Linked DNA regions of Homo sapiens: region 1 is linked to region 2. The links are chromatin contacts, found by Hi-C in ENCODE. All regions are on one chromosome and are shown on one strand. The core of a region is the stretch at or near the end of the contact, and the rest is flanking DNA. Distances in the headings are between cores, read along the strand shown. Region 1 overlaps NAV3 (neuron navigator 3). Region 2 has its middle 75 kb from the start of NAP1L1.

The links. A loop is a pair of places that touch in the nucleus more often than their neighbours do. Pooled maps may share reads with other maps.
Region 1: a map with no recorded cell type shows a loop between it and region 2 (15-fold over the local background). The contact joins two enhancer-like sites. A Hi-C loop is called at or near these places in 2 of 37 single-sample maps with no recorded cell type and 2 of 50 pooled maps.

Annotation. Positions count from the first base shown.
Region 1 is chr12:77,843,930-77,849,557 of GRCh38, forward strand. All of the region lies in intron 1 of NAV3 (neuron navigator 3), which reads left to right. Among named protein-coding and RNA genes, the nearest start is that of NAV3, 16 kb to the left of the region's middle. Within about 2 kb of position 3,207, at least 8 of the 41 ENCODE cell types and tissues checked have a DNase peak (open chromatin) inside an H3K27ac peak, as active enhancers do.
Region 2 is chr12:76,157,123-76,162,003 of GRCh38, forward strand. No RefSeq gene overlaps it. Among named protein-coding and RNA genes, the nearest start is that of NAP1L1, 75 kb to the left of the region's middle. Within about 2 kb of position 1,754, at least 10 of the 41 ENCODE cell types and tissues checked have a DNase peak (open chromatin) inside an H3K27ac peak, as active enhancers do.

The DNA.
Region 1 (5,628 bases), core at 1,957-4,456, 1.7 Mb after region 2:
CTAGAAAAGGATAAAGCTAGAGGAAAGGCCGATACATAAAATTTTTGCTGTGCAATTCTGTACAGTGGCTAGGGGTCGTCCACACATTTGGATCTGAGCTGTTGAGCTGTTAAGATTAAGTGAGTAATGTTGCTTTAATCAGTGCATTTGTGCTGCTATGACAAAATACTACAGACTGGGTAATTTATGAACAACAGAAATTTATTTCTTACAGTTCTGGAGCCTGGGATGTCTAAGATCGAGGTGACGGCAGGTTTGGTGTCTGGTAAGGGCTAACTCTGCTTCCAAAATGGCACATTGTTTCTGCATCGTCCACAGGGGAGGGATGCCATGTCTTCACACAGCAGAAGGCCAAAAGAGAATGAACCCACTCTTTCAAGCCCTTTTATAGGGGCCTTATTCCCATCTATGAGGGCTCCATCCTCATGACTTAATCATCATTTAAAGGCCCAACCTGTAAAGCTATCACATTGGTGATTAAGTTTCAACATATGAATTTGAAGGTCACATTCAGACCATAGCAATGCCCAAAGCATGAGCTAATATTTGGTCAGGAGAGTCACAACTTTACTTGCTTCTAGGTGTGCAATAAATTTTTTTGAGTTGTGTTTATAGGGATAATACAATGTAGTTTAAATAAAAAATTTCTCACTAACATTTTTATTCCAGATTTTAATTATTATTTTCTCCCCTTATCCCTCCATTCTATATGGACTTGTTTTAAATTTTTATTTTAATGGTTCTATTAAATATTTTTTCGTTGGGCAGAAAGAATATAGTCATATACATATACCTACATATGATACATGGGCATACTTATTCATCCTGTAGTCTAAATATGTAGAGTATATGTTGCATACAGCATTACAGCAGCAGTAGTTAATATGAAATCACTAAACTTCTAGTCAGGTGGCCTGAATTGGAGTCCTTTACTCCAACTGTGTCATCTTGCATGTTTTTACTCAATTTTCTCGACTTTGGGATTAGGACAAGAATAGCAACCTCACTTAATTGTAGCCAGAAATAAAAGCGTACTGTTATAGCATCATAATAACGTTAAGACATTACCTATCATTTTTGGAAGCAAATGAGACCTACAAACACACAATTTTTAGCACAGGCTATTCTTTTTTTAGAATATCAATAAGCATAGAACTAACGAGAAAAATTTACACACAGTTTTGTATAAATATGTATATGTGTGTATATATATATATGATATTCAATAGCTCCTGGATCCATCTATTTTAATAAAAGGAATCTTGTGGAATACAAATACACTTCCCAAATTCAGGCAGTCTTGTTTTGAAGAAAAACAATCTTAGTAGTGATTTATGGGATAGAGCTCAGATGGGTTTGTGCTTAGATTGGGGCTCAGTGCAGTCTGGCACTGCCTTTAGAAGAGAGGACCATGTGCTCTTGGACTTTGACTAAGAACCTATAACATCCTAATATTGAATGACTTTATTTCAGATTTTTGCTACAACACTTAAAAGAACCCAAGTACTTTATTTATTTTATTGCAGAAAGAAGCATATCTACAAATCATCACGCTTTACTTCACCATTGTTGAATGTTTTTTCCTCCTATGTTTAAGTCAATTAAAAAACCAATGTGGAATAGACAGAAATTTTCTCATCTATTGAAGTTTTGGATATTAGTGATATCTTTTAGAGGTTTTCTATTTTTTCATATTTTCATTAAGTTTGATTAGGCTAATACTTTTTTTTTTTTTTTTTTTGAGATGGAGTTTCACTCTTGTTGCCCAGACTGGAGTGCAATGTCACGATCTTGGCTCCCTGCAACATCCGCCTCCTGGGTTCAAGTGATTCTCCTGCCTCAGCCTCCCAAGTAGCGGGGATTACAGGCACATGCCACCATGCCCAGCTAATTTTGTAGTTTTAGTAGAGACGGGGTGTCTCCATGTTGCTCAGGCTGGTCTCGAACCCCTGACATCAGGTGATCTGCCCACCTCAACCTCCCAAAGTGCTGGGATTACAGGCTTGAGCCACTGGGCCTGGCTGATTAGTTTAATTCTTTAAACATTAAGTGTACCAAAATACTAGCTTTACAATGCAGTGCACTCCAAAAAGCACATAAAGATTACTGATCTCTGAGTCATATCTCCAATTCCGGATGAACGAAGATTGGAGAGGAAAGGGATAGGCTTATGTAGCTGAGAAATGAATTCACTCAAGAGTTGATAAGCACCAAAACCAAAAACACATCCAATACTAAATGACAAAGTGTCTGTAATTTCAGATCCTCCTCCATTAAAATCTATTAATAGAGATTCAGATTTTGTGTTTATTGCTTTAGGTATGAACTATCTGAGAATCCACTGTCAGGAGTTTATTCTCTAAAAGTTAATTCATTTTGTGTTTGCATAATGAATGAATGCAATGTATTTAGAAATAGTGAGGATAATATATGCAGGAAGATAATTCTAATAGAAAAATCTCTTGAAGGATAAATACGAAAATGTTGGAAGAATAAATGAGTTATCACATAGGCTGACCAACTGTACTGGTTATCTTCAGACTGTGCTGATTTTAGTGCGCAGTGTCTTGTTTTGGAGATTCTTCAGTCCCAGGCAAACTGGGATGATTGGTTACTCGAGTTATGAGTCCAATTTCCTTGATTTTCTCCTTGATTTCATTCTAGTTTTCTATAATAGTCTAATTATTAGTTCTAATTTTATAGTAGTTGGAGATCTCATATTTATCAATTTTTAAATATATTATTGCCTTGTTAAATTAAGGATTCGTTGTTAGATGCTGTCAATTATCTATTTCAGATTTAATGGGAAATGTCCTTTCTTTAACAGGAATTTTTCAAATTAGAAGTAGCTTCTTCAGAGGTTTTATTCAAAGGAGAATGATTTTTTTTCAATGAGGTTCAAATATATACATTTGCTCTTCATCCCTTTTTCCTACCATTTTTAACCAGTGTTGGCAATGAAAATAATACACTTTCCTTTTATGAAAAAAGCTTTGATTTGTCAATAAAACAAACATGTCTTAGTTCCATGAGTTCATCATCAGGAAATTTCCAACCTAAATCTTACGGGCCCTGAGTTGAATATAATGATATCTTGAGGTACTGCAGTGAATTTGTTTTTTCTATACCTTCAGAGACTACACACAGATATCAAGACTTTCTTTTCACTTCAACAGTATGCTTCTCCTCTGTAAGACAGACAGGATGTGGTCTAGGAGAAAGTCCACACTTTAACAATAGGCCATTGACAGAATGTGTGGGGAGTACAAAGAGGAAGAGAGCATCTGTCTACACCCAAAATTATCAGAGGCATTTCTGTGTGTGAGAATCTTCGATTTCAAAAATATGTTTTTAAAGGTCACCCGTTTTCCTTCTCTGTTTTTATTGGATGAGGAAAATTGCCTTCAAGATAACAAAACATTTTAAATTCAGGGGAGGAATTGCATCACATTTTGTCTAGTTATCCCAGGCAGAAAATGAATTCCCTCAGGCACTAAACACATTTTCTTTAGCTCTTATGTATGATCTATGTGAATCAAGCTGAGAAAATGAAAAGGGTGGGAAGATGAAATCCAACTGAAAGCAACAGGGCAGAGGATCCAACAGGCAAGAAGTCCTTCTAGGAAGAATAAATGGAGAGTGCCCCAGGTGCTGACTTTATCTACAATTAATTCTGTATAACATTTTCTCATTCATTCTGCATGAGCAAAGATGCTACACAAAGTATTACAAACACCACTATTTTTCTTTCTCTTCTGTAGCCTTGATCAAATGGTAGTTAAATTTTAATTAAATTTCATATTTCAAGGACTTGCAAGAAAGTCTCTGATGTCTTAGCCCCGTGTTTGTTCTCTGCATGTGTAGCTTGTTTTAGCCTTCAGAGGAAAGTTCCCATATATAGCACTCTATCACGATGTTGACCTGTATGAACATCCAGCTGGTGCAGCTGCCAGGAGGCTGAAAGGAGAGTTAGAATGAGTTCCTATGTCTGTCTTGTCTTTTACTTTCTTCTTTTGAATGCTGTTGTGTAAACCTTTTGTTCAAATGTCTTGCCACCTGGATTCTCTTGTGGATGTGTTGCTACTCTCTCCAAAAGACTTGGCAGAGGGTGCTTCCTGTTGTACAGCAGACTTTTATTTACAGAACACCTATAAAACCACAACAAGAATAGTCAGAATATAAAAGATGGCCTTCTAATGAACGTAGTAAAACTTCAGAGCACATTCTTTAGCCAGGAGAAAGTGCTGCAAAGATGTGATTTAGGATGAGTAAGACATAAGTCAAGGTGTGGATCTTTCAGTTTCCACTAGAAAACAACACTTGGATTTCCTGGCAATGTATTTTTGTAATGACTGTGGTTTCTTTTTGTAAACTGTGTCTCAGACAGGGAGGAAGAATGAACCAACTGGATTGTGTAACTTTATAAATAGAAACAGCCATGTTAAAATAACAAGACTGCTCTGGGTTAAGGCAATGAATTTTGCTACTAGCTGTAAAGCTAGGCCACTGAATGAATATAAGATCCATCCTGCAGAGTAACTTCTAAGGCTTGCCCAAAAATGCTTAATGGGAAAAATCTATGAGAAGTCCTTGCTCCCTTCTATTGTATTCCAAGTGTTTTACTCCAAATAAATCAAAACCTTTTCTCTGCTGGATATAGTCAAGTTGGAGACACACAGGAACTTTATCCTCCACTACAAATATTGAATAATGTGCTCATATCATTTTTAATACAGCACATAGTTTACTAAACTTTGGAACAGTTTATCCATCCTGGCAGTGGCATACAGGATAAAGAGTTAACTGCCTTATTATCTGTTGAACAAGATATATGCTACATTTGCCATAGGAACTGGAACACTGAATGATTTAAATTTCATGATTGCTCTTTATTTTTGGAGGAAGAAACCCAGGTGAAAGCAGAGAAATCTCCTAATGAGGATTAAAAAAAATCAATATTTTCAATATGATTCCATGCAATTTCATATGTACTTGAAAGAGATATGTGCTGTGTTTACCAGTCAGTCAAAGTTTATAGTTCATAGCTTTTGAGTCTTTTGGGAATTACTGCATAATAGTGATGTTTTCTTTTATTTTGGTGGCTAATCCTTCATAGACATTGTTGGCAAACTAATCTTCCTGAGCATAGCCATAATCTTGGCAATCATTCAAGCTTCCCCCAATGTAATTAAAATTAAATTTATTTAAACTCTAATTAAATTTCTTTAAACTTTCTTTAATGAGAAACCGATTTGATTCATGTTTATATCTCTTGAGCTTCCCAAACACAATGTGTTGTATGTAATAGTGATTTAAACATATGTGTTGAATAAAAAATAATTATTTTTATGATTGTATTACTTTGACTCATGATTTACTTCATGTCTATATCGCAAAAAGAGCCATCCTAGAGACTGTTCATGATTTATTGGATAGAAATGCCAGCTATGCTATTTCTATGCAGGTTGAGTATTTATAATCCAAAAATTCAAAATCTGAAATTCTCCAAAATCTGAAACTTTTTGGGTGCCAACATGACACCACACATGGAAAATTCCATACCTGATTTCAGGTGATGGGTTGTAGTCAAAACACAGTCAAAACTTTGTTTCATGCACAAAATTATTT
Region 2 (4,881 bases), core at 504-3,003:
TGTGAGCCCAGATTATTCTGTCCATAAACTCGGCAACTGCATGTTGGGCAATTCTATGTTACAAGGTAGCCCGAATGTTACTCAGATGAACAGTACTCTAGTGTATGCAATGGTTTCTAGTTTATTTTGTGATGATGTACAACATCCGGTTTATGTTTCTATTTGTAGATCAAGAAGAAAAAATAACCATGGGGCAAAGGACTAGTGTTGGGAGATTTGTGTTCAGGTTCTGGCCCAGTTATTGATTCTCTTTTCTGGATTAAACTTTGGGCTCCTGTTTCCTTGTCTGTGAAATAAATGGTGGGAGACAAAGATAAATTAAGGATTTCTAAAGTATGTTTCCAGTTCCAACAGCTTCTTATTTTATAGCTAAAGGTAGTAAGAACCAACAACTTTCACTCTTTGGATTAAAGTGCTCTATGCATCAAATCCCAGTGGGTTTTAAAATTATACTGAATCTAGGCCAGGCACAGTGGCTCATGTTTGTAATCCCAGCACTTAAGGAGGCCGAAGTGAGAGAATTGGTTGAGGCCAGGAATTCGAGACAAGTCTGGGCAACAAAGTGAGATCCCATCTCTACAAAAAATTAAAAAATTAGCCAGACTGGTGGGCTCCCTTAGCCTCAGCTACTTGGGAGGCTGAGGTGGGAGATTGCTTGAACCTGAGAGGCGGAGGCTGCAGTGAGCCAAGATCACATCACTGCACTCCAGCCTGGGTGACAGAGCGAGACTCCACCACACACACACACACACACACACAAAATCAGCAAACTTTGAGTAAAGCAGATTCCCCCTCCATTCCCTCTATTATGTCAGTGGGCCTCATCCAATCAGTGGAAAGGCCTTAGTAGAAAAAGACTGCGGTCTCTCGAGGAAGAAGGGAATCTGCTGCTAGACTGCATTCGGACTCGCAACTGCAACAACTCTTTCCTAGGTCTCCAGCCTGTCAGCCTACCCTGCAGATTTTGGATTTTCTAGCCTCCACAATTGTGTGAGCCAATTTCTTAAAATAGATCTCTCTCCATCTCTTTCTCTCTCTCTCTCTCTTTCTCTCTCTCTATATATATAAAATATGAGGAACCTAATAAAAATATATTCTATATATAGTTAAGGAACTTGTTCATTAAATACATGTATTATATACTAGAGAGAGATTTATTTTAATGAATTGGCTCACACAATTATGGAGAAACCAACATGATGTGTGTGTGTGTGTGTATATTTATATATAGGTTTTAGGTTGTGTACTATATATATCATATATAGTATGTGTATATATATATAATGTGTATATATTATATATACTATGTTGTGTATACATACTCTATGTAATATATACCATATATATGTGTCATGTAAACATGGATTCTCTTTTTCTCCCAACACAACCTCAGGAGGTAGATATGAGGAAACTGTGGTTCACAGAGGTTAAGGAGCTTGTCCAAGTGTACATAGCTAGCAAGAGGTAGATGCAAAATTGTAAGAACCACGCTGTCTCCATAACGCATGTGAAGACTCTTAGTTTATGCCCAGAAGAGGGAAGCTGCTCAATATTAATTCTCTTCCGTTTTCCTCTTCCACTGCCTTTTGTCTGATTACTCAGCTGTTTCTGCTAATGTCAGAGCCAGTGAAAGCCACGAAGTGTCGTACCATTCAATTTATAGCTCTCGTGCCATCAGGAATCTGCTCCAAGGTGATTCATGCTGTGACATTCTAGCCAGAAACTGAATCTGAAAGCAGCAACTAACTGTTCCACCACAGGATCTTGGGTTGCCTCAGTTTTCACGCCTACTAGTGGTCAGTTATGGGAGTGTGGTGACCCACTGAACACAGCCGCAGTCTACACTGCTGAATTCATACCCAGAGCCAACCACAGGCCTGTGCGTTGGAATGCACACCTCATTGTCTCCACTTTCATGGTGTAATTTAGAAGTGAGAAGGGAGAGTGGGTAGTGGTCTGAACCTTCCTTTCTGGCTTGGTGCTGCTCAGAGAGCAAGCTGTCTTTCTCATTTGGTAGTCTTGGTTTGGAAGCCGTAAGTGAAACAAGAACCATCCACTCTCTGTTTCTTCTCTCTTCTCCTTTGAAACCACGAAAGAGATCTGTTCCATTAGCACAAAGAATGCATTTATGCATTTTAAGTGGTTCTTTGGCAAACCAGAGGGCTGTTCTATGACAGGCTACAGACATTGTCTGTAGCTATTCATCAGATTGATAGGTGTCCTTATAATATCGATATCCCCAAATGTAACTTCATCTCCTTGTAAATTCATCGCAGTGGGGATGCTAATGTTGGCACCAAGCTATTCTATAATTTTAAGGGAAGAGGTTTTGAGAGTCCTCTGCAGTTGGCATAACACATGTTATATCCATGCTTGGATTTTGATATACTGAAATAATTTAAAATTTGAGATAATTCTACAAAGACTGGTTTATTTCAAGTTGATTACTTCCCGACTTCCAGTATGTAACATAGGCACCATTATCTTTTTAATTAAGCTGTTGCTGTAAAGCATATTTTAAAAAGGCCATTTAAAACTTTAAGACTGTATTATACATTTTTATGGTCTGATGCAATGAACAATGTTTGGCATCTGTTATATTGTATCTACAAACACAGTGTATAGCATGGGACAAAGTTACAAACATTGGAGCTTTAACTCCTTTCCCGTCTCCTGTCCCTCCATTCTTCCTAAATGATACCAAATTCTTTTCTGGTCCACAAACACGTCATTCTCTTTCATGTCTTGCATGTGCTGTCTCCTTGGTCTACAACGATCCTTCCATCCTTCATCCCCCTCCTCCTACTACACTTCACAAATTGCTGTTCACCCTTTGACACTCAGATTAAATGTCACCTCCCTCAGGAAGCCTCTTATGATTTCCTATGCTACTTCCTTGGAGCTTAATATCTATTTCCTATAATTTTCCAAAGGCATATAAATTCAAATAAAGTTATCCCTAAACTGTCTGCCAAGCAATCTTAGAAGACATGTAGAGAGCTTGAATGAAATCTGTGCTTCCAAGAAGGAAGCATGTGATGAGCATAGACAGTTCTATTCAAAGCCTTGAGGACAAAACAATATCCTCCAGGATTCTGCTTTCCCCTAACACCCAGATGGCAGGACTAATACCAGACTCCTGGAAGAGGATTTGGAAAGTGCTGGAAAACAGAAAAAAAAAATTACCCTTGATCCAATTATCCAGTAATAACCTTTGTTGATGTTTAGTAAATTTCTTTGTTTTTTGTTTTGTTTTCAATATATGTGTCTATAGACACTTTGGTTCTCTCTATTCCTGAGGCCACAGAACAAATACCCACTTCAATCAAGCTCATTGGGCCTTGCCTTTTTTTTAGTAAAGTTTTTACTGAAGTATAACATACATACACAAAAATTCACACACAAATCCAGTGTACAGATTGATTACTTTCTACAAAAATAACTTACCTGTGCAACCAGCACCTGGATAAAAAAACAGTATTTTACCAATGGCCTAGAAGTCTTCCTTGAGCATATTTTTAGTTATTACCTTCCCTCCAAAGGTAAGCATATGCATACTTCTCACACTAGATTATATTTTTGCCTGTTTTGGAACTTTGCACAAATGTAATCATCCAGTATATGTTTTTTGTTTGTTGGGCTTCTTTTGCTCAATGGTAAGTTTATGCAATTCATCTATGTTGCTGCAGGAAGCAATAGACAGTGTATCCTCAGGTAGTATTACATTTTATGAATATACTACAATTTGTCAATTCATTCTACTGTTGGTTGACATTTGGGTTGTTTTCAACTTTTGGCTACTATTGAGACAGCAGGCTAGTTGATTCCCTATTTTAAGATGATCTGGAGGAAAAGGACAAAAGCCCCTCACTCAAGCTCTAGCTTATCTAATTCTCAGCCAGTCAGTAACAAAAGACCCAAGAAGCTATTAATGTCAAGCTCCTATTTCAGGGGGCTAGGGACTTCCTCAGAGCCCTGCATGCGCAGTTAGGCTTAAAACTCTAACCTAAAGTTACTCCTTCCTCATTTTCATGCTAAAATTCATGCCTAGAGGTGGAAATTTAAAATGTTAATGCTACATACAATGTATGAAGCAGCATGCTGAGCCACTGCACACGTACTAGAAAAAACCCTCCTATACATGTCCTCATGGAAGCCCTACTTATAGAAAGATGCTATAAAACTAACCTACACACCACCCTGGGGAGCAGCCCATTCCTTTTCCCTTATCAGTGCTGGCTCCCTTGTGCACAAGCTGAAATAAACTTTCCTTTGCTGTAATGTTTGGTGATTTCTCTTGATTTCTCTTCTGGGAGATTGCAAGAATCCAGGGTGGTGGTAACATGACAGTTAGTACTGCTCTAAAAATTCTTGAACATGTCTTTTAATGCATATATATATATATATATATACGCATTTCTATTAATACCTAGGAGTAGAACTGCAGGGTCATAGAATATGTTTATGTTCACCTTTTAGTAGATTCTGCCAAATAGTTTTCCATTGTATCCATTTATGCTCCCATTAGAAAATCAATTGCTCCACATTCTCTCCAACACCTCATATTGCCTATCTTTTTGATGTTAACAATTCAGGTGGGATGTATTTCATCCCAGTATAATGCATTTCTCTGATGCCTTTTCTTATGTCTATTGAACACTTGATTATTTTCTTTTGTGAAGTTACTATCCAAATTTGTGGCCCATTTTTCTATTGGATTATCTATCTTTTCACCATTTTTTACTAGTAATTTGCTGGATATAAGTAAATCAAATATCAAGGCCGGGCGCCGTGGCTCATGCCTGTAATTCCAGCACTTTGGGAGGCTGAGGCGGGCGGATCACCTGAGGTCAGGTGTTCGACGCCAGCCTGACCAACATG